Regions from separate parts of the Homo sapiens genome. Here region 1 is linked to region 2. Evidence: chromatin loops called from intact Hi-C (ENCODE). Cell type or tissue: thyroid gland. All regions are shown on one strand. Links, peaks and the distances in the headings refer to the core of each region. The heading gives the core; the rest is flanking DNA.

Evidence for each region. Hi-C counts contacts between places; a loop is a spot of excess contacts. Peaks named below come from ENCODE experiments on the same cell type or tissue, not always from the same donor. Only the 100,000 strongest peaks of a DNase experiment are listed, where the experiment ranks them.
Region 1: a loop joins it to region 2, with 8 times the contacts of the local background. A loop is called at or near these places in 52 of 110 quality-filtered maps.

The regions. Positions count from the first base shown.
Region 1 is chr9:88,588,568-88,599,383 of GRCh38, forward strand. No RefSeq gene overlaps it. Among named protein-coding and RNA genes, the nearest start is that of LINC02843, 58 kb to the right of the region's middle. RefSeq lists enhancers at 831-1,336, 5,334-5,493. In thyroid gland, for the core only: a CTCF peak has its summit at 5,424 (motif pointing right); a DNase peak (open chromatin) is centred at 5,424.
Region 2 is chr9:89,273,682-89,284,497 of GRCh38, forward strand. It overlaps LOC105376136 (a long non-coding RNA gene), which reads right to left. Exons shown (of 3, transcript XR_930101.4): 3 at 6,766-10,816. Among named protein-coding and RNA genes, the nearest start is that of CKS2, 32 kb to the right of the region's middle. RefSeq lists an enhancer at 8,370-8,888. In thyroid gland, for the core only: a CTCF peak has its summit at 5,517; DNase peaks (open chromatin) are centred at 4,000 and 8,660; H3K4me3 peaks cover 595 bases; H3K27ac peaks cover 1,925 bases.

The DNA of each region.
Region 1 (10,816 bases), core at 1,827-9,826, 680 kb before region 2:
GAGCTGCCTCACCTCTTCTACCACATAGCGAGAAGGCGCTGTCTCTGAGGAAGGAGCCTTCACCTGGCCAGACAACACGTCTTCTGGTGCCTTGATCTTGGACTTCCCAGCCTGTAGAACTGTGAGAAATAATTTTTTGTTGTTTATAAGCCACCTAGTTTATGGTATTCCATTATAGCCACCCAAATGGATGAAGACAGGAACTAATACCACTCATGGGCTGAGCTTCCCCAAAGGCAAGGCCCTGCCAGGGAGGTTGGTTGGTGGAACGGCAGGAGTGGTGTCAGTCCTGCCTGTTCTCTCCCAACAGCTACGCAGACACACAGAAACTTGTGGATTTCGTGCAGAGGGGCCATGCTCTGTTTTTAAAAATTCTACTATTGATATACTTCAACAGGGTCCAGGTTGTCTCATTACCTCGTCTTTAAAGTCTTCAATAATGAATAAAGTGAATAGGAGCTGGCAGAACAATCCTTACCTCTCTCCTGACTGTGGAGGTCTTGTGGGTGGGAGATGACACATTTCTATACCATCCCTTTTCTGCCCACAGAAAATAGTGGGAAAAGATACCCAAGAACATCACACAAAGGAAAGAGAGATTTGATCTGCCTCTGTCTGCCCTGCTGGGCTGTGGGGCAGGGTGCCCTGGGCCTCAGTGTCTGCTCTATGCATGAGCAGAGAAGGCAACCAGCTGTGGGCAAGGGGAAAATGGACCCTAATTCTGGATTTAGCCACAATAGCTTGTGCTGCCCAGAATTCTCCTTTGCTCATGGCAGATTGTGGTGTGTGTGTCCACGCTGGAACAGTGTGAGCGGAGGGGTGGGGGGTATCATTTTCACTTGGTTCCATGGAGAAACCTCAAGGGAAACTGAACTTGGGCTCCAAATCTTAGTTTGTTCTACCACTCCGTAGCCTTTTCTGTTGACCCCATGTCCTGCTAGGATACTTTTGTGTCCCAGGATTTGCTCTGGTGTGACAAGAGGGCCAGAGTTAAACAGAGGAGCAGAGAAGCTTAAAAACTGGAACGTTCCCAGGGATGGTGCCAAGGTTGGTAAGCAAGGTTGAAAATGGGGCTGTGCACACACAGGGTACAGGGGAGAGGCTCCAGTTTCCTCTTCTCTGCAGGAACTAGAAACCAGCTTTAAATGTGCCCCTTGCCACATGCACACCTGTGATGCCTCCAGAAGTCCCCACTGGCCTGGCCTTGTGTAGGGGTGTGTAGACACGCCTCTCACATACCCTGTCCCCCTGGGGTGAGCCTGGCTGAGGGCAGGGCTGAGCGTGGTGTGGGGCAACCCCAGCATCACCCCTGTTCTAGATGCTTTCAGGGAGGGTGGCCCTGCAGGGATCAGAGGGCTGGCACACACAGGCTCCAGAATCAATGCAAGGCAGTGGGGAAGACCTCTCAAATTTCTTGCGAGCCACCCACTGTGCCCATCTGAGGACAAGGCCCAGCAGGGAGCCACTGGCCCCACTGCCTTGCCTGTGCCCCACTGTACATTGACACTTGGAATAGGGCATGGCTGTCACCTCACTTATTTTTACTATTTCCTCTTGATAGAGGCAGGAGGCAGAGAAACTCTAGACAGACAGGAGTTGGTCCCTGGTGAAGCCCCACTTTCAAGCCAAAAAGCCTGACACCCACGGCTTAAAGTGAGAACTTCCGTCCCTCTTTGCCTACTCTCTCCCTATTAGTTTTTTCTGAGTAATGTGTTTTTTCCATTTGAATGTTGCCTTTTCCAAAACTACTTATGGCCTGCCCCACCCCCCATCCTGTGCTTATAAGGACCCCAGATTTAGCTGGTAGAGAGAAGCAGCTGTACTTCAGAGAGAGGCAACTTGATTTCAGAGGAGGGAGGCAGAGAGGCTGCTTGACTTCAGGGGAGAGTGACCTGTCCTTTCCATCCCCTTTCCAGTTCCACTCTCTGCTGAGAGCCACTCTCATCACTCAATAAAATTTCCACATTCATCATCCTTCAATTTGTTCATGTGACCGCATTCTTCTTGGAACTGGACAAGAATTCAAGACCTACCAAATGTGGGTACCAAAAAGGCTGTCACACTGGCCCTTTGCCCTCACTGGTGGAGGGCAGCTGCCCCACGCAGCGAGACAAAAGGCCCACTGAGCTGATAACACACTGCTGTCTGTGGACAGTAGAACTAAGTATTGCAACATGCCCTCTGGGGCCTTGGGATCGCAGGCGCCCCCACCTGGATGCTGACGCAGGGCCTGCACTGAGTTTTCTCTGCTGGCGCCAAAATGGCCAGCTGGTTCCTGCATTGGCTTGCCTACTCGCTCCCTCTGGCAAGAAATGGAGTGTGGTGGGCTGGAGTAAACCGAGTTTGCTCTTGTCTGCACAGAAGCCAGAATTGGCGGGCTGGTTCCTGCACTGGTTCGCTCATGTGCTCCCTCCTGCGAGGGGTTGAGCATGGTCAGCTGAGTAAAAGGGGCACCCTTCTCGTGAGTCCTGCAAAAGGGTCAAGAAAATATCCTGCCTCACTCTCATCCATGTCCCCTGGAGAGCATGCACCTCCAATGCCGATGCTCTCTTGGGAGCAGGAAGAGGGAAAGTGAATCAGGAATATTGGGTGATTTTAGCCTTTGGTCAGACATACTTTATGGCAAATTTCCACCAAAGAGGCAATTTCAACAAATACAATATTCTGTGGCAGACACTGCTTCTTTCTCTAATTCGCATAACACTAAGAAAACATTTCCCTCTATTAATGGAGATAGGAAAGAGACAGATAATGGATCCACTGGCAAGGCGTGGCTGCCCTCCACACTATTGATTTTTCTAGCCATGAAGTTGTCTCAGGCCAAATGCAGTCAGCTGAGAGGCAGTAATGGAGGGGGAAAGGGTCTATCGTGTGTATATGTAATGCATGCTGCTAAGTTGATGAATCTTTTGGAAGGACTCTGTTTGCTGTGGAAAATAGGCCAGGGTATGCAGGCCATCAACTGCGTGGAAGATTTCATTAGAAACAGAAATTCTCCACTCAATGTGGGCATCGTTTTCTGCCTGCCGACTCTGTGGCTTCCTGGCAAGGCCAGTGAATGAGGACCCTGCAGCAGCTGCGCACATTTCGACAACAGTATTTTGTTGAGTCTCAACACAGAATTCTTTCATTCTTTAACACAAATTCTGAAATTGAGATGGGCCTTACTATTAGCAGCAAAATAGACTTGCTTGGTTCCAGGCAGAGGATGGAGCTCAGAAGCTGTGTCGTTGCTGTGAGGACACGAACGTGCCATACATATGACTGTGGACCAGCTCCCTTCGTGTGGGCAGCGTTGCAACTGGCGGCATTGTAGTTCAACTTTGTGCTCTTTACTTTGACCTAATGTGTCATCACAAAACCCCACTATAAAATTATGTAGCTATACTTTGTTGTAAGTTAAAAATTATATGTTGTACATACAATTTATCTGTTTTTATATAAAATAAAAGTTAAGCTTCACGGAGGAAATTGCCTGCTGTGTTCCAGCCAGGAGAGCTCAAGAACCTCCCTGCGCTTTGCAATGAGTGAGGGGCACCTTATGGTCCACTGAAAAGCAGAGTTTCCAAGTCAGGAACAACTCTCTGTTAAGAAGAGGGCTCACGTTTGAAGGAAACTCATCTAACAGTCACATAGGATAACTGTGACTTAACCAAGTGGCAAATGAGCATGAGGTCCTGGCATTTTTGAGGTATGTTTTGAAATAATTTCTATCCATGTAGGACAGGGTTCTTTTATTTTTTTATTTTATTTTATGTTTTTAGGTTCAGGGAGCATGTATGTGGGTTTGTTACATGGATAAATTGCATGTTGCTGAGGTTTGGGGGTGAGTACTACCATGATATCATCACCCAGGCAGTGAGCATAGTACCTGATAGGTAGTTTTTTGTGTTTTTTTTTTCAACTTTTATTTTAGGTTTAGGGCTGGATTACAAAAAAATCACTGGTGGGTTCTATGCTTAGTACCTGGGTGACAAAATAACCTGTATACCAAACCCCTGTGCACGAGTTTACCTGTATAATGAACCTGCAGCAATGGGCACACAGAGGGGAACAACATGTAGGACAGAGTTCAAACCTTAAGGGATCAGGAGCAGGAGCAAGAGTTGGTAAAAATAAAAATAAAAGTCTACCATCTGCGGCTGGGTGAAAGGTCAGTGGGCCGGGGCATTCCCAAACTATTCAAACTCATTCTCAGGACTCGGCTGCCAGCAGAGGAAGGATATTATTGTCAGTTGTGTGCGTGTTTCAGTGTTGTGTTTTCCCTCTCAACCCCCGAAAAGCTGATCTCAGGAGGAGCTGGGGAGCTCTGGGCTCTCCTAGACCAGTCTGAGGATGCCACATAATACAGAGTTTTGGGCTTTTGGAAAGACACCGAGATGCGCTCTGCGAAGCCTTCTCAGCCCTGATCAGTGGCACATGGAGGACGCTGACCCAGGCAGCACAAGCCTGCCGGCAGCCTCTTTCCATGCAGCGCTGTAATTTCTAAAGAAGGGAATCCGCACGGTGAGACTTGGGTGTATAAGGCATTCTGGGGTTGAAAAATCGAAAATCATGATTAAAAATGACCTATCGGCATCTGTGCAGAGCCTGTAGACTGGCACTGGGGGCTATGTGTCACCTCGGCCCATTGGATCTTATTGATTTGTCTGGTCATTCAGCCTCTGGTCGTTCAAGCCCAGGGCAGGCAGCTCAGCAGGAGCAACAATGGTGAGTGTGGGGTGCACACCTCTGCAGGTCAGGCTTCTAGGGCAAAAGGGAATTCCAAAAGCCTTTGCCTAAGACACTCTCAGAGTAACTGATTCACAGACAAAGATGAGATTGCTAACATTTTTATTCTTGTGATTTCGTGAAGCAGGAACAAGTGCAGGTAATTCTGCAGGCTCAGGACTCTGAACGAATCTCCACTGGGGATACAGGTACACATTCCATCTGCATCTTTCAGGCAGACAAGGGGAATGAGCAAGGAAATTCTCTGCCTTTGAAAAAAAATGCACCTACAAAAAGGTGCAAAAGCTAACAAAGAAACAAAAAAACAAGCAAAAAACAAAGACAAACCTGGTTCTGTGTCAAGGCTTTGCAAATGCCAAATGGAAAGTTGGTTTTTCTTTGCAGCTCCCTGCAGCCTCCTCCACCTGCCCAGAAGCTCTAGAGACACTGCCTGGGACAGATTCTTGGCAGGTGGGATTTGTGGGGCACCGTGGTTCTCTTTTGCCCCTGGAAATGGTAGGCTGTGCTGGGGAAGAGAACGTGTAGGTCCTCAGGGTCTTTGCTTTCTTGAGGAAAAAAATGACTCAGCTTTCTTGGTGGTTAGAGCCCACATAATTTCATTTCAAGGGCTTGTTTTATATGTGGGAAAATTGCACATACACCCAATATACGATTGTTGAGGGTTTTTATAGATCCCCTTCACCACCAGGGGGCCCATAACTCCAGGTTAAGAATACCCCGAGAGAAAATTTTGCAGAGTGCAGGAAATGAAACCAAACCATATTTCCACAGACACCACAGTTAATATTTTGCTTTTCTTTTCAGTCTTTCTCAAAAGTTTATGCTTTCAAAAAGCCCTTTTCCATAAAAATTATTCACAAACTCTTTTTTGATGGCTACATAATACTCCGTCTCCAAATCATAGTTTACTGTTGGATTTTTAGGCTGTTCCCATTTTTTGACCATTAGAAACAGCACTCTTGTCATCACTGTGTGGATATAATTTTGTCTCTTTTTCATTTAATTTCCCTTGCATATACTTTTAGAAGTGGAACGACTAGGTCAGAGATTTAAATAATTTTTAATTTCTTGATACACATTGTTAAATTCTCATTTTCAGATATGTTGTCCCAATTCTCAATTTCAACAATAGTAGAGTGAGTGGAGTGGGCTTCCTATGCCATCCTTGCTGTCATAGACTGCTAGCATTTTCAATGTTTACAATTTCTTGGGTAAAACATGCCATTCCAGTGTGGCTCAAATCTGAACTTCTTTAATGACTGTGAGCGCAAACATTCATACAGGCACTTGTTTGCATATTTGTTTCTTCTTTTTTGAAGGTTCTGTCTCTTGTTTATTTTTTTCTTTTCTTTTCTTTTTCTTTGAGACAGGGTCTTGCTCTGTTGACCAGGCTGGAGTGCAGTGGCACCATCTCGGCTTACTGCAACCTCTGCTTTCCTGAGCTAAAGTGATTCTCCCATTTCAGCCTCCTGAGTAGCTGGGACTACAGGTGTGCACCACCATGCCTAGCTAATTTTTGTATTTTTAGTAGAGACAGGGTTTTGCCATGTTGACCAGGCAGGTCTTGAACTTCTGGGCTCAAGCAATCCTCCTGTCTCAGCCTCCCAAAGTCTTGGGATTACAAGCATGAGCCACCACACCTGGCCTATTTTACAATTAGGGTTTTCTCACCAAATTTGTGAGTTCTTGAAATATTATAAATAAACTTTCTCCTATTTGATGTCAACATTTCCCCTTTTGCTTACTGCATTATTTAATTTTGTTTATAGTAATTTCAGTTCTATTAGTTTTTTTGCTATTTTTTATGCAAAATCTCCTACCCCTATGCAAAAGAAAGGTAACTATTCACCTACAGTTTTTCTAATACTTCTATGATTTCAGATTTATATTTCACCTTTTAATCCATTCAACATTTATCTTGATATGTAACATGAAGTTAGACTAGAAAGCTGATTTATTTTCCCTCAATAAGATCAATAATTTTCCTAGCAGCAAGTATTGACTAATCCATTACAGTTTGGTTTGTGATTTGTAAAATATGTTAAGTTCTTATCAATAGAAATATGTGGTAGGCAGAATCATAAGACATCCCTGAAGATCATGCACATCCTGGGACTATGAATTTTCACTTAATGTCTTTTGTGACAAATTTTACTCTTGTGATTAGGTTAGGTTACGCAGTATGTTTGACCTCAGATAGGGAGACTCTCCTGTCGGCTAACCTAGTCACATAAACCCTTCTCTGGCTCTGCTGGCCTAGAAGACAGCAGAGTGCCTGTAGTCAGTCAGTGAGGAGACATGTACCCTAGGCCCATGGCTACAAGGAACTGGATTCTGACACAAGAATAATGAGCTGGGAAGCAAATATTTACCTAGAGCCTTCAGAGGAAGACTCAGCCTGTCAACATCTTGATTTTATGTTTGTGTGACTCTGAGTAGAGAACCCAGCCATGCCATTGCAAAATTCTGAGCCACAGACCTGTGAGCTGGTGAAGTGTTGTTTTAAATCATAAGTGTGTGATAATTTGTTACACAGCGTTGAGAACTATTACACCTACATATCCTGGTATATATACACCTGGTATAATGTGTTCAAATTAAATTTGAAGAATACAAAGTCATTGCCAGTGGAAAAACTGGGTGAAAGAGGTGGTTCCTTCCATGAGACGGAGCAGTGTGTCATGCGGCACAAAGGACACTAACAAAACAGCATTTTTTCCAGAATTACAAAAAGCATAGAAAGAGCTCCTGACACCCTTCAGCCAGATTCTCCAATTTTTCACATTTTACCATATTTGCCTCATCATTCCTTCTCTCTGTAGATAGAGATGCAATTGTAAACACACACACACACACACACACACACAGGTCTTTTTTAATTCACAACACTTCTGACTCACACCAGTGTGTTGGTTTTTTCCACACCAACGACCAAGGGTTCTGCAACTCTCCAAACACAAACTGGGTGTCCAGTAACTCAGTCCTATTTTTGTTGTGGGTGAGCAGTGACTGCCTGGGCCGGTGGTGCAGGGGTAAAATAATTTATCAAGACAGTGGTAGGCAAAGAAAGGCAGATTTATTAGAGGAAGTAGGAAAATACGTTGTAAGAAAGCAACAGACAGAATCAGCAAGAGAGGAGCTGACTGCAAGGAGACAAAGGCTTGGTGGGGATTTTATAGAATAGTGTTTATGCTATAAGCTGAAGAAGGGTTTGTGCAGTGCTGAAAATGATGAGGTTCCAGTGAACTCGCTTGCAGGTATCCGGTGACAGTTGGGCACAGGAAGATCGTGAGTTATTTGCACAGGAGGGCCATGTGTCCTGGACCATGAAGAAAGGCAGACTTAGAGCTTATCTGTTTCCTCTTTTTGTTTTCCCTTGGTCCCACTAGCCCTTTCCCTAATGAAGACTCCATAATTCTGACATGAACTACCTGGAGTTAGCTGACCCCACAGGTTTAAGGGCTCAGTCCCACGAGATAGCCCCCAGTTCAGACTCCAGTTGCAAGAACCAGGTCCTCAGTTTGCCTACACTTCTGTCTACTTTAGCTACAAAATTGGGGTTCCCACACCCCCATTCAGGTTTAATAACTTGGTAGAATGACTTGCAGAACTTAGAAAAGTGCTTCACTTACTGTTACCAGTTAATTATAAAGGTTACAACTCAGGAGCAGCCTGAAGGAAGAGAGACATAGGGCAAGGTATGCGGGAAGGGCAGGGAACTTCCATGCCCTGTTTGGGCATCTCATCCTCTCACCATCTCCATGTATCCACCAGCCCTGAAGCTTTCTGAACCCCATAATTTGTTTTTATGGAGGCTCCATTACATAGGCACAACTGATTAAATCATTGGCTATTAGTTATTAACTCACCCTCCAGCCTTTCCTTCCTCCCTAAAGGTCAGGGGTGGGGACAAAGTTCCAAGTTTCTAATGAAGGCTTGGTCTTTTTGGCCACTAGCTCCAATCCTCAAGATATCTAGGAAGCCACCAAGAGTTGCCTCATTAGAATAAAAGATGCTTCACCCTCCATTCCAAGATGGCCGAGTAGGAACAACTCCGGTCTGCAGCTCCCAGCATGATTGACACAGAAGACAGGTGATTTCTGCATTTCCAACTGAGGTACTGGTTCATCTCATTGGGACTGGTTGGAAAGTGGGTGCAGCCCACAGAAGGCCAGCTGAAGCAGGTGGGGGCATTGCCTTACCCGGGAAGTGCAAGGGGCTGGGGGATTTCCCTTTCCTAGCCAAGGGAAGCTGTGACAGACTGTACCTGGAAAAACGGGACATTTCCGCCCAAATACTGTGCTTTTCCCATGATCTTAGCAACTGGCAGACCAGCAGATTCTCTCCCGTGCCTGGCTGGGTGGGTCCCATGCCCAGGGAGCCTTGCTTACTGCTAGTGCAACAGTCTGAGGTCAACCTGTGAGGCTGCAGCCTGGCAGGGGGAGGGGCATCCACCATTGCTGAGGCTTGAGTAGGTAAGCAAAGCGGCCAGGAAGCTCTAACTAGGTGGAGCCCACTGCAGCTCAGCAAGGCCTACTGCCTCTATAGACTCCACCTCTGGGGGTAGGTCATAGCTGAACAAAATGGAGCAGAAACTTCTGCAGACTTAAACGTTCCTGTCTGACAGCTCTGAAAAGAGCAGTGGTTCTTCCAGCATGGCGTTTGAGCACTGACAACAAACAGACTGCCTCCTCAAGTGGGTCCCTGATGCCTGTGTAGCCTAACTGGGAGACACTGCCCAGTAGGGGCCAACAGACACCTCATACAGGCGGGTGCCCCTCTGGGACAAAGCTTCCAGAGGAAGGATCAGGCAGCAATATTTGCTGTTCTGCAATATTTGCTGTTCTGCAGCCTCTGCTGGTGATACCCAAGCAAACAGGGTCTGGAGTGGACCTCCAGCAAACTCCAACAGACCTGCAGCTGAGGGACTTGACTGTTTGAAGGAAAACTAACATACAAAGGAATAGCATCAACATCAACAAAAAATACATCCACACCAAAACCTCATCTGTAGGTCACCAACATCAAAGACCAAAGGTAGATAAAACCACAAAGATGGGGAGAAACCAGAGCAGAAAAGCTGAAAATTCTGAAAACCAGAGGACCTCTTCTCCTCCAAAGGACTGCAGCTCCTCACCAGCAACGGAACAAAGTGGGATGGAGAATGACTTTGATGAGTTGACAGAAGTAGGCTTCAGAAGGTCGGTAATAACAAACTTCTTTGAGCTAAAGGAGCATGTTCTAAACCATTGCAAGGAAGCTACAAACCTTAAAAAAGGTTAGAAGAATGTCTAACTAGAATAAACTATGTAGAGAAGACCTTAAATGACCTGATGGAGCTGAAAACCATGGCATGAGAACTACGTGACGCATGCACAAGCTTCAATAGCTGATTCGATCAAGTGGAAGAAAGGATATCAGTGATTGAAGATCAAATTAATGAAATAAAGCAAGAAAACAAGTTTAGAGAAAAAAGAGTAAAAAGAAATGAACAAAGCCTCCAAGAAATATGGGACTATGTGAAAAGACCAAATCTATGTTTAATTGGTGTACCTGAAAGTGACGGGGAGAATGAAACTAAGTTGGAAAACACTCTTCAGGATATTATCCAGGAGAACTTCCCCAACCTAGCAAAGCAGGCCAACATTCAAATTCAGAAATACAGAGGACACGACAAAGATACTCCTCGAGAAGAGTAACCCCAAGACACATAATTGTCAGATTCAGCAAAGTTGAAATGAAGGAAAAAATGTTAAAGGCAGCCAGAGAGAAAGGTCGGGTTACCCACAAAGGGAAGCCCATCAGGCTAACAGTGGATCTCTTGGCAGAAACTCCACAAGACAGAAGAGAGTGGGGGCCAATATTCAACATTCTTAAAGAAAAGAATTTTCAACCCAGAATTTCATATCCAGCCAAACTAAGCTTCATAAGTGAAGGAGAAATAAAATCCTTTACAGACAAGAAAATGCTGAGAGATTTTGTCACCACCAGGTCTGCCATACAAGAGCTCCTGAAGGAAGCACTAAACATGGAAAGGAACAACCAGTACCAGCCACTGCAAAAACATGCCAAATTGTAAAGACCA
Region 2 (10,816 bases), core at 1,081-9,080:
AGTCTGGTAATAGGCTCAAGAAGTTTCCCTTGTATGTGATGAGTCACTTTTCTCCTGCTGTTTTCAAAATTCTCTCTTTGTCTTTATCTTTTGATAATTGGATTATAATGTGACTCAGTATAATCTTCTTTGGGTTGATCTTATTTGAAGAGCTTTTAGCTTCATGAATCTGGATGTCCATTTCCCTCCCAAAATTTGGGAAGTTTTCAGCCATTATTTTTTTAAATACATTTTATTCTCCTTTCTCTTTCTCTTTTACTTGTGAGAATCCCATAATGTATATATTAATTCACTTGATGGTGTCCAGTAAATTCTGTAGGCTTTCTTCACTATTTTTTTTCTTTTTTCTTCTCTGACTAATTTCAAATAGCCTGTCTTCAAGTTCGCAGATTCTTTCTTCTGTTTGATCGAGTCTACTGTTGAAGCTCTCTATTGCATTCTTCATTTCATTCATTGCATTATTTAGCTCCAAATTTTCTGTTTGGTTATTTTTAAAGATTTATGTCTCTTTGTTGAACTTCTAGGCTGAGTATGGTGGCTCAGGCATGTAATTCCAGCACTTTTGGAGGCCAAGGCAAGCAGATTGCTTGAGCCAGGAGTTTGAGACCAGCCTGGGCAACATGGCGAAACCCCATCCCTACAAAAAACACAAAAATTAGCCAGACATGGTGGTGCATACATGTTGTCTCCGCTACTAGGGAGGCTGACGTGGGAGGATCACTTGAGCTTAGGATGTTGAGGCTGCAGTGAGCCATGATTGTGCCACTCACTCCAGCCTAGGCAACAGAGGAAGACCCTATCTCAAAAAAAAAGAACTTTCAGCTTTGTTAATGTATTGTTTTCTTCGTTTTGTAGTGTTCTCTATTTGTGTTCTCTTGTAGCCTGCTGAGCTTTTAAAAAACAATTACTTGAAATTTTGTCAGGCAATTTGTAGATCTCTATTTCTTTGGGAATGGTTACTGGAAAAGTATTGTGTTTCTTTTTTAGTGTTGTGTTTCCTTAACTTTTTGTGTTTCTTGAAGTCTTGTATTGTTACATTCATATTTGAAGAGGCAGGCATTTCCCCCAGTTTCCACTGAATGGCTTTGGGAAAGAAAAATCTTCACCAGTCAGCCCAGCTAGGGATTCAGGGAGTCTCTCAGACCTTTTCCATGGATCTGCCAACTCCAGTCCTCTTGCTTTCTCTTGGCGAAGGGAGGATAAGGGGAGTGTTAGGACTGTGTGTCTTCTCTCAATCTCACAAAGCCAGGCCATGTGCTGAGGGCTGTCTGTTTATTTTCCCAAGTACAGTGGTTTATTAGTCTGTTCTCATACTGCTATGAAGAAATCCCCAAGATTGAGTAATTTATAAATGAAAGAGGTTTAATTGACTCACAGTTCTGCATTGCTGGGGAGGCCTCAGGAAACCCACAACCATGGCAGAAGACACCTCTTAACAAGGCAGCGGGAGAGAGAATGAGTAACAGCAGGGGAAATGCCAGTCGCTTATAAAACCATCGCATCTCTTGGGCCTTACTCACTGTCATGAGAACAGCGTGGGGAAACTGCCCCCATGATCCAATTGCCTCTACCTAGTCCCTCCCATGACAAGTGGGGATATGGGAACTACAAATAAAGATGAGATTTGGGTGGGGACACAGCCAAACCATATCATTCTGCCCCTGACCCCTCCCAAATCTCATATCCTCACATTTCAAGACACAATCATGCCCTTCCAACTGTCCCCCAAAGTCTTAACTCATTCCAGTATTAACCAAAAAGTCCAAGTCCAAAGTCTCAACTGAGATGAAACAAGTCCCTTCTGCCTATGAGCCTGTAAAGTCAAAAGCAAGTTAGTTACTTCCTAGATACAATGCGGTACAGGCATTGGGTAAATACATTTATTCCAAATGAGAGAAATTGGCCAAAACGAAGGGGCTAAAGGCCCCATGCAAGTCCAAAATCCAATAGGGCAGTCATTAAATCTTTAAGTTACAAAATGATCACCTTTGACTCACATCCAGGTCATACTGAGGCAAGAGGTGAGCTCCCATGGCTTTGGGAAGCTCCACCCTTGTGGCTTTGCAGAGTACAGCCCCACCTCCTGGCTGCTTTCACAGGCTGGTGTTGAGTGCCTGCAGCTTTTCCAGGTACATGGTGCAAGCTGTCAGTGGATCTACCATTCTGGGGTCTGGAGGATGGTGGCCCTCTTCTCACAGCTCCACTAGGCAGTGGGGACTCTGTGTGGGGCTCCAACCCCCACATTTCCCTTCTGCACTACCCTAGCAGAAGTTCTCCATGAGGGTTCCACCCCTACAGCACACTTCTGCTTGGACATCCAGGCATTTCCATATATCCTCTGAAATCTAGGTGGAGGTACCCAAACCTCAATTCTTGACTTCTGTGCACCCACAGGCTCAACACCAAGCGGAAGCTGCCAAGGCTTGGTGCTTGCACCCTCTGAAGCAATGGCTCAAGCTGTACCTTGGCCTCTTTTAGCCATGGCTGGAGCTGAAGCAGCTGGGATGCAGAGCACCATGTCCTGAGGCTGCACAGAGCAGTGTGTACCTGGGCCTGGCCCAGGAAAGCATTTTTCCCTCCTACGCCTCAGAGCCTGTGATGGGAGGGGCTGCCATGAAGGTCTCAGACATGCCCTGGAGACATTTTCCCCATTGTCTTGGTGATTAACATTTGACTTGTTACTTATGCAAATTTCTGCAGCTGGCTTGAATTTCTCCCCAGAAAATGGGTTTTTCTTTCCTATCACATTGTCAGGCTACAAACTTTCCAAACTTTTATGCTCTGCTTCCTCTTGAATGCTTTGCTGCTTAGCAATTTCTTCTGCCAGATACCTTAAATCATCTCTCTCAAGTTCAAATTTCCACAGATCTCCAGGGCAAGGGAAAAACGCTGCCACTTTCTTTGCTAAAGCATAGCAAGAATCTCCCTTGCTCCAGTTCTGAAGAGGTTCTTCATCTCCATCTGAGACCACTTCACCTGAACTTCATTGTCCATATCACTACCAGCATTTTGGTCAAAACCATTCGACAAGTCTTTAGAAAGTTCTACACTTTCCCACATCTTCCTGTCTTCTTCTGAGTCCTCCAAACTGTTCCACTCTCTGCCTGTTACCCAGTTCCAAAGTTGCTTCCACGTTTTCGGGTATCTTTATAGCAGCAACCCACCCTTGGTACCAATTTACTGTATTAATCTGTTCTCACACTGCTATGAAGAAATACTTACCTGAGACTGGGTAATTTATAAAGGAAAGAGGTTTGATTGACTTACAGTTCTGCATTGCTGGGGAGGCCTTAGGAAACCCACAATCATGATGAAGGCACCTCTTCACAGGGTAGCAGGAGAGGAATGAGTGCCAGCAGGGGAAATGCCAGACACTTATAAAAACATCAGAGCTCATGAGACTCACTATCACAAGAAAAGCATGGCGGAAACTGCCTCCATGATCCAATTACCTCCACCTGGTCCCTCCCAAGATACATGGTGATATGGGAACTAACTTGAAGATGAGATTTCAGTGGGGAAACAGTCAAACCACATCAAGTGGCCTGTGGTGTTCAAGGTTAAGTGCCTTCTCCTAATTCTGCAGAGTTGAGCTGGCTATCTACAGGTGTTCTTGCATGATCTGAAGAGACTTGTACACTGGCTGTAGGAGTGCATGGGGAGCACTGGCTATGGAAGTTGTGCGGAGTTCTGGGGGCACATGTGAGCTAGTTGGGGGGATAGTCCACATTCTGTAAGGTTTGTGTGTGAGCCTCTTGATGAAATTCGCAAGGTGGTTGGTAGAAACTGTGGCCCTTTGCTAAGTCCCATGTTCCAGTTGCTATGAGCTTCCACCACTTTTCCCTGTTCCTAGCTACTCAAAGACTATTTAGCTGTACCAATCCCTTCAGTGTTTAGGGTGGAGTGAAAAGAAAGTGCACCTCCCACATGGCTGGGGAAGCCAGGTACTAGTACACTACACTTTCACTTTCATCTTTCCCTGCAGGAGAAATCACAGGCTAAGAGGGCCTCTCTTGTCACTGGGCTGTGCCTTTGGGGGAAGGTTGATGCAAGTAAAGTGAAACTGTTTTTCTTACCCATTTTTCTATTGCTAGTCTCAGATTTTTTGCTCCTATGGGGTGCTGGAGCCTTTTTGCTGGACTTCCAGGCTTCCAGAAAGGTATTGTTGGCAATGGGCAGTTGCCAAAATTGGTGTGTCTGTGGAAGGCTAAGGACTCAAAACTCCTATTCTCACTGATGTCACTTCTCAGTAAGTTGGTTTGTGAGTAATAAAATTAATATCTTCTTTTTATTTTTGCCCCAATATTTGTTTCTTAATTTTTAATTTTAATTTTAATTTTTCTTTTAAGTTTCACATATACCCGGTTTACAGGGTCAAATCATTAGAAAATCAAATAATTAGTAGATTTTCCTTCTTATCCAGCATACTGAAGACTTCATATTTATACCAAAAAACAAATTTTTTAATATACCAAAATAAACAGACATTCCATTCTCTGAAGTCCTTGTGTGGATTCAACTGCTTACTAAGCAACTAACATAAAATATGAAATAAGTCTAATCATAACAAGTTAAAACAATGTTCTACCTTTAGAAATTTATTTAGAAATTTATATTAAGTACACATGATTCAAAGATTTTAGTAGTATTAATACTTATTCCTAGAAAGGATATATAATATTCTTCTGAGTATCTTTAAAACTGGATTAAAGGAAGGTGTCTTCTTATTTTTCTATTTTTCCTGCTTCCTGTTAGCTATTTTTAAAAATATTTTATTTGTTAGTTTGAAAGTTACTAATGAGACAAGCCAACACTCAGGATAATGCTTTTCTAGTTATCTGTTCCTTCTCATGACTGTTCCCTGAGAAAATCCAATTATCTTCTTCTATCACCACCATTTCACTCCCCACACCCTACAACCAGTGGCATGATGGAGTTGGCCCAGGAAGACCTGTTTTCCCCCATGGTTAAATTATTATAAATCCTGTGAGCCTGTTACTAAACAGTTGGTAGCTTGAAATCTGACACTGGAAGAGTATTTACACCAAGGAAATTGGCCAATTCTACTAGGGCTTCCTCCACTCCTCCCAGAGCCCATTGTTAAATATTCACTTAGAACACCACTGCAGGCCGGGCGTGGTGGCTCAGCCTGTAATTCCAGCACTCTGGGAGGCCAAGGTGGGTGGACTGCTTGAATCCTGGGCAACATCATGAAACCCTGTCTCTACAAAAAAAAAAAAAAGAAAGAAAGAAAAAAATAGCCAGCAGTAGTGGCTGTGGTTCTAGCTACTCGGGAGGCTAAGGTGGGAGGATCGCTTGAGCCCGGGAGGCGGAGGTTGCAGTGAGCCCAGATTGCACCACTGCACTCCAGTGTGGGTGACAGTGAGATCCCATCTCAAAATAAAGTAAAATAAAATAAAATAAGAACACCACTGCCTACAAATGCTCAGCCAAAAAGCAAAGTCCATCTTGAGCTACTGTTTATAAACAATAGGAGTAGCAAGCCCTCTCGTGGCTATTATCAGAATTGCAGAGGATAAGGAGATAAGGTAAAAAGATCAAGATTTCATCCCAAATATGTTTTATATAAGGCTTTAGAATGATAGTGTTGATTGTTGTAGTTTAATATCTCCTGCCTCTGTGCAAACTTTTCTCAAACTACCCAAAAAACACCACTTAGGTTTCCCTTTCTCATGAGTTGTAAATATCTCCTTAGTAAGAGTAGGCTTTTCTTTGTGTCCCTATAGCAAAGACTGTATTATTCACTTTTAAGGACATGCATTTTCTGTGGGTTACTGTGGGCATGTCACAGGAAAGGTTGTGTGTTTTGAAACTGTCTGTGTATCTTAGCCATACAATTAAGCCATATGAGGAATGCAAACCAGTCACCACTGCATATTAAAACACAAACCACATCAGATTACCCTCCTGCTTAGCAGGCCTCAATGGTTTCCTGTTGTATCTAAAATAAAATCCAGATACTTCACCAAACCCCATGGATCCTCGGTGGCCTAGCTCCTGCCGTGTCTCCTGCTCTGCTTTTCCTTACTGTCCCCTTCCCGTTATACAAATGTTAGGGCAAAGGCCACTCCTCAGTGGGGCCTTTTCTGGACACCTGCTCTGAACCAATGCCCACCCACCCACCCATCTGTTAATTGGTCACATCATCAGGCTTGGTTTTCTTCCCACCACTTATCTCCACCCAAAATCATCCTATTTGCTTACGTGTTGAATCTGACCCACCCAGTGGAAGGGAAGCTGGAAGCTCAGTGTGGACAAGCCCTGGTCTGTCTTACACACAGTGTTTTCCCCATAACAGGCTCCTGGTGTGAGTCACGGGGAAAGCTACAGATGCCCACAGGCAAAAGAATTGGGAGCCCTACACCCATCTACCCTCCAACCCCAGCTCTTATTTGAGTGTAGAGTGAAAAACTGGCTCATTTTGCCCGGGACTGTCACTGTTTTACCATTAAAAGCCACCATCCTAGGAAATCCTTTACCCTCAGACAAATCTAGAATGGCTGGTCACCTTATATGTTATCTAGAATTGCTTTCTGGGATGATTTTGAAAAATAAATGACTTTTTTAAAATATAAAAGCTTCCTCTGAATAACAAAATTTAATTTGCAGATTATCCTTTAGCATTCTATAAAAAATATTATTTATTTTAGCAGAGTTGACTTTTCTTGGCATATACATTTGTATTTGTCTTAGCACTTAAAATATATATGAAGCATATTGTAAAAAAAAAGAAAAAGGATCATATTGTATTCACAGGTAATGCTTTTAATTTTAAATGTCATTGAAGAAATAATCTGGTACAAACATGGCACACATGACTCATTGCTGGTAGGGTTAGAGACTTCCCACTTGAAGTCACTTTGATTCCTAAAATAAGTTTATTGATGTGTTTCTTTTACATTACATCTTCCTGATTTTAAAAAAATGTGTTATGTTTTCTTTTCTTTTTCTTATTTTTTTATTTTAAGACAGAGTCTCACTCTGTTGCTCAGGCTGGAGTGCAGTGGCATGATCATAGCTCACTGCAGCCTCAACCTCCTGAGCTCAAGTGATTGTCCCGCCTCAGCCTCCCAAGTTGCTGAGACTACAGGTGCATGCTACCATGCCTGGCTAATTTTTTTTTTAATTAGAGACAAGATTTCACCATGTTGCTCAGGCTGGTTTTGACCTTCTGAGTTCAAACTATCCTCTCACCTCAACCTCCTGAAGTGCTGGGATTATAGTCATGAGCCACGGCGCCCCAGACCTTATTTTCAAAAGATATATTTTTCTTCATTTCTCCTTGAACTTGGAGGGAACACTGCCTCAAAAGAAGTACATTAACAACATTGGCTAAACCTTCTAAGTCGTCTAAATTAGGAAAGGATCGGTTGGCCTTCAGGTTACATTTATTAGAATGACTCACTGAAGGGAACAAATATTTCAAAAGATAAAATGTAATTTTCAATTTAGTGAATTAAAATGCAACCACGTGTAATCTGAACTCACCCACATGATCAGTGTACAGAAGAGCTTTTGATCTGTATCATGTTGTTGAAAATTCATTAGAGGCCACGCAAGCATTTCTACTTGTTGGTTGTATCATCCTGTTGGCAGGAAGACAGCTAGCACTGAGGCCAAGGGCTGTGGAGGACAACAAGTAGTGACCAGGAATGCATATCATCCTATCTGCTGTTTCCAGTCCTCATTCTCACTTTTGTCAGGATTTCCATCTGTCCTCAGAAATCAGGAAGAACCAGCATCAGGGCAAAGAGTTCAGGGGCAGTATGCAAAGCTTTACTAGTTGACATGGACATTAATGTTGGAGAGGGAACCTGTGGATCTCCTCATTTCCCTTCTCGATCGCTGTTGACTATATTCCAAGGCTAACAAAAGGTTTGCAAGACAAAATCTTGAGGACAAACCTTAAGTCTGTTAAAGTCACAGTCATGACATTTCTCAAAGTGTGATCCAGTGAACATCCACAACCCGAAATCACATGGGGTGCTTATTAAGAATGCGGGTTTTCAGGTTCTGTTAAATCAGAATCCCTCGGGGGCGGTCCCCAGGAACCTGCATTTGTAACAAATCCTTTGGGTGGTTCTGGCACATACTAGGGTTGAGGCTTCATGATCGTTTGCTATGGTGTGAATGTGTCCGCCAAAATTCAGGAGTTGGAAAATTAATCCCAGTGCAGCAGTGTTGACGGGTGAAGCCTAAATGGGAGGTGCTTAGGTCATGAGGGCTCTGCCCTCATGAACAGATTAATGTGGTTCTAAAAAGGACTTGCAGAAGTGCGTTCTCTCTATTCTGCTCTTCTGCAATGTGAGGAGAGTTTTTGCCCTTTTGCCCTTCTATCTTCTGCCACGTGAGAACGCAGCAAGGCTCTCATCAGATGCTGGTGCCTTGATCTTGGATGCCCCAGCCTCCAGAACTGCAATAAATTTCTGTTCTTTATAGATTTCCCAGTGTCAGGTATTTTGTTATAGCAGTATGAAACAGGTCAAGACTTTCTCAATCTTTACAGCATAACTGATCAGGCGCAGTGGCTCACGCCTGTAATCCCAGTGAGAGGTGACAGTGTGCTGGCAGTCCTCACAGCCCTCTCTCGCTCTGGGCGCCTCTTCTGCCTGGGCTCCCACTTTGGCGGCACTTGAGGAGCACTTCAGCCCACTGCTGCACTGTGGGAGTCCCTTTCTGGGCTGGCCAAGGCCGGAGCCCGCTCCCTCAGCTTGCAGGGAGGTGTGGAGGGAGAGGCGCGGGTGGGAACTGGGGCTGCGCGCCACAGGCCAGCTGGAGTTCCGGGTGGGCGTGGTCTTGGCGGGCCCTGCACTCGCAGCTGCCGGCCGCCCCTGCCGGCCCTGGGCAATGAGGGGCTTAGCACCCGGGCCAGCGGCTGCGGAGGGTGTACTGCGTCCCCAGCAGTGCCAGCCCACCGGCGCTGCGCTCGATTTCTCACCGGGCCTTAGCTGCCTTCCCGCGGGGCAGGGCTCCGGACCTGCAGCCCGCCATGCCTGAGCCTCCCACCCCCTCCATGGGCTCCTGTGGGGCCCGAGTCTCCCCGATAAGTGCCGCCCCCTGCTCCACGGCACCCAGTCCCATCGACCACCCAAGGGCTGAGGAGAGCGGGCGCAGGGCGCAGGACTGGCAGGCAGCTTCACCTGCAGCCCCAGTGCGCGATCCAGTGGGTGAAGCCAGCTGGGTTGAGTCTGGTGGGGACGTGGCGAACCTTTTGTCTAGCTCAGGGATTGTAAATACACCAATCGGCACTCTGTACCTAGCTCAAGGTTTGTAAACACACCAATCAGCACCCTGTGTCTAGCTCAGGGTTTGTGAACGCACCAATCGACACTCTGTATCTAGCTACTCTGGTGGGGCCTTGGAGACCCTTTGTGTCCACACTCTATATCTAGCTAATCCGGTGGGGAGGTGGAGAACCTTTGTGTCTAGCTCAGGGATTGTAAACGCACCAATCAGTGCCCTGTCAAAACAGACCACTGGGCTCTACCAATCAGCAGGATGTGGGTGGGGCCAGATAAGAGAATAAAAGCAGGCTGCGGGAGCCAGCAGTAGCAAACCACTTGGGTCCCCTTCCACACTGTGGAAGCTTTGTTCTTTCGCTCTTTGCAATAAATCTTGCTACTGCTCACTCTTTGGGTCCACACTGCTTTTATGAGCTGTAACACTCACCGCCAAGGTCTGCAGCTTCACTCCTGAAGCCAGCGAGACCACGAGCCCACCGGGAGGAACGAACAACTCCAGACGTGCCGCCTTAAGAGCTGTTAACACTCACCTGGAAGGTCTGCAGCTTCACTCCTGAGCCAGCGAGACCACGAACCCACCAGAAGGAACAAACTCCGAACACATCCGAACATCAGAAGGAACAAACTCCAGACGTGCCACCTTAAGAGCTGTAACACTCACCACGAGGGTCCACAGCTTCATTCTTGAAGTCAGTGAGACCAAGAACCCACCAATTCCGGACACACCAGCAGTTTGGGAGGCCAAGGCAGGTGGACCACTTGACATCAGGAGTTTGAGACCAGCCTGGCCAATATAGCAAAACCCTGTCTCTACTAAAAGTACAAAAATTAGCTGGGTGTTGTGGCAGGCACCTGTAATCTCAGCTACTTGGGAAGCTGAGGCGGGAGAATCACTTGAACCCAGGAGGCAGAGGTTGCAGTGAGCTGAGATTGCGCTGCTGCACTCCAGCCTGGACAAAGAGTGAGACTCCATCACATACATACACACACACACACACACACACACACACACACACACACACAGGGCGTAACTAACTCTCAGACTCCCTCTCCCCAGCTAAAGACATCTAGGCAAATTTTCATCCTGGTAGCACCCATGGGGAACTCCCTTCTCAACCTCCTTTTCCATGGAAAAATATCCATGAGCCCTGAGGATTTGAAATTCAGTTCATACAAAAGCGCCTTCCTCACCTCATCTCGTGGGAAAAAAAACCTGTCTCCCGAGTAAACATTTCATATAAAATAGTACTCAAGTCACTCCTCTCCAAAAACTTCACCTGGCCTCTTGCTTTCACATGGACATTAAGAGGCTAGGCCTCAAGTCTGCCTTTTCCTTGAGCCTGCTTTTCTCTGACGCAGAAGGGGCCACTTGGCAGGTCTGGCAATCCCACGTTCCGAGACTGGAGCTCTACAAGCGGGACTTGGAGCTGCCTGTGGCTCTGTTATTCCTTACTCCTTGGTGATACTCTTCACTTTGGTAATATTTTAGTAGGTATTGTTAGAAAGTAAACCTTCATTGAATTCTCAGAAAGAGTAAACCACTAAAGCATAAT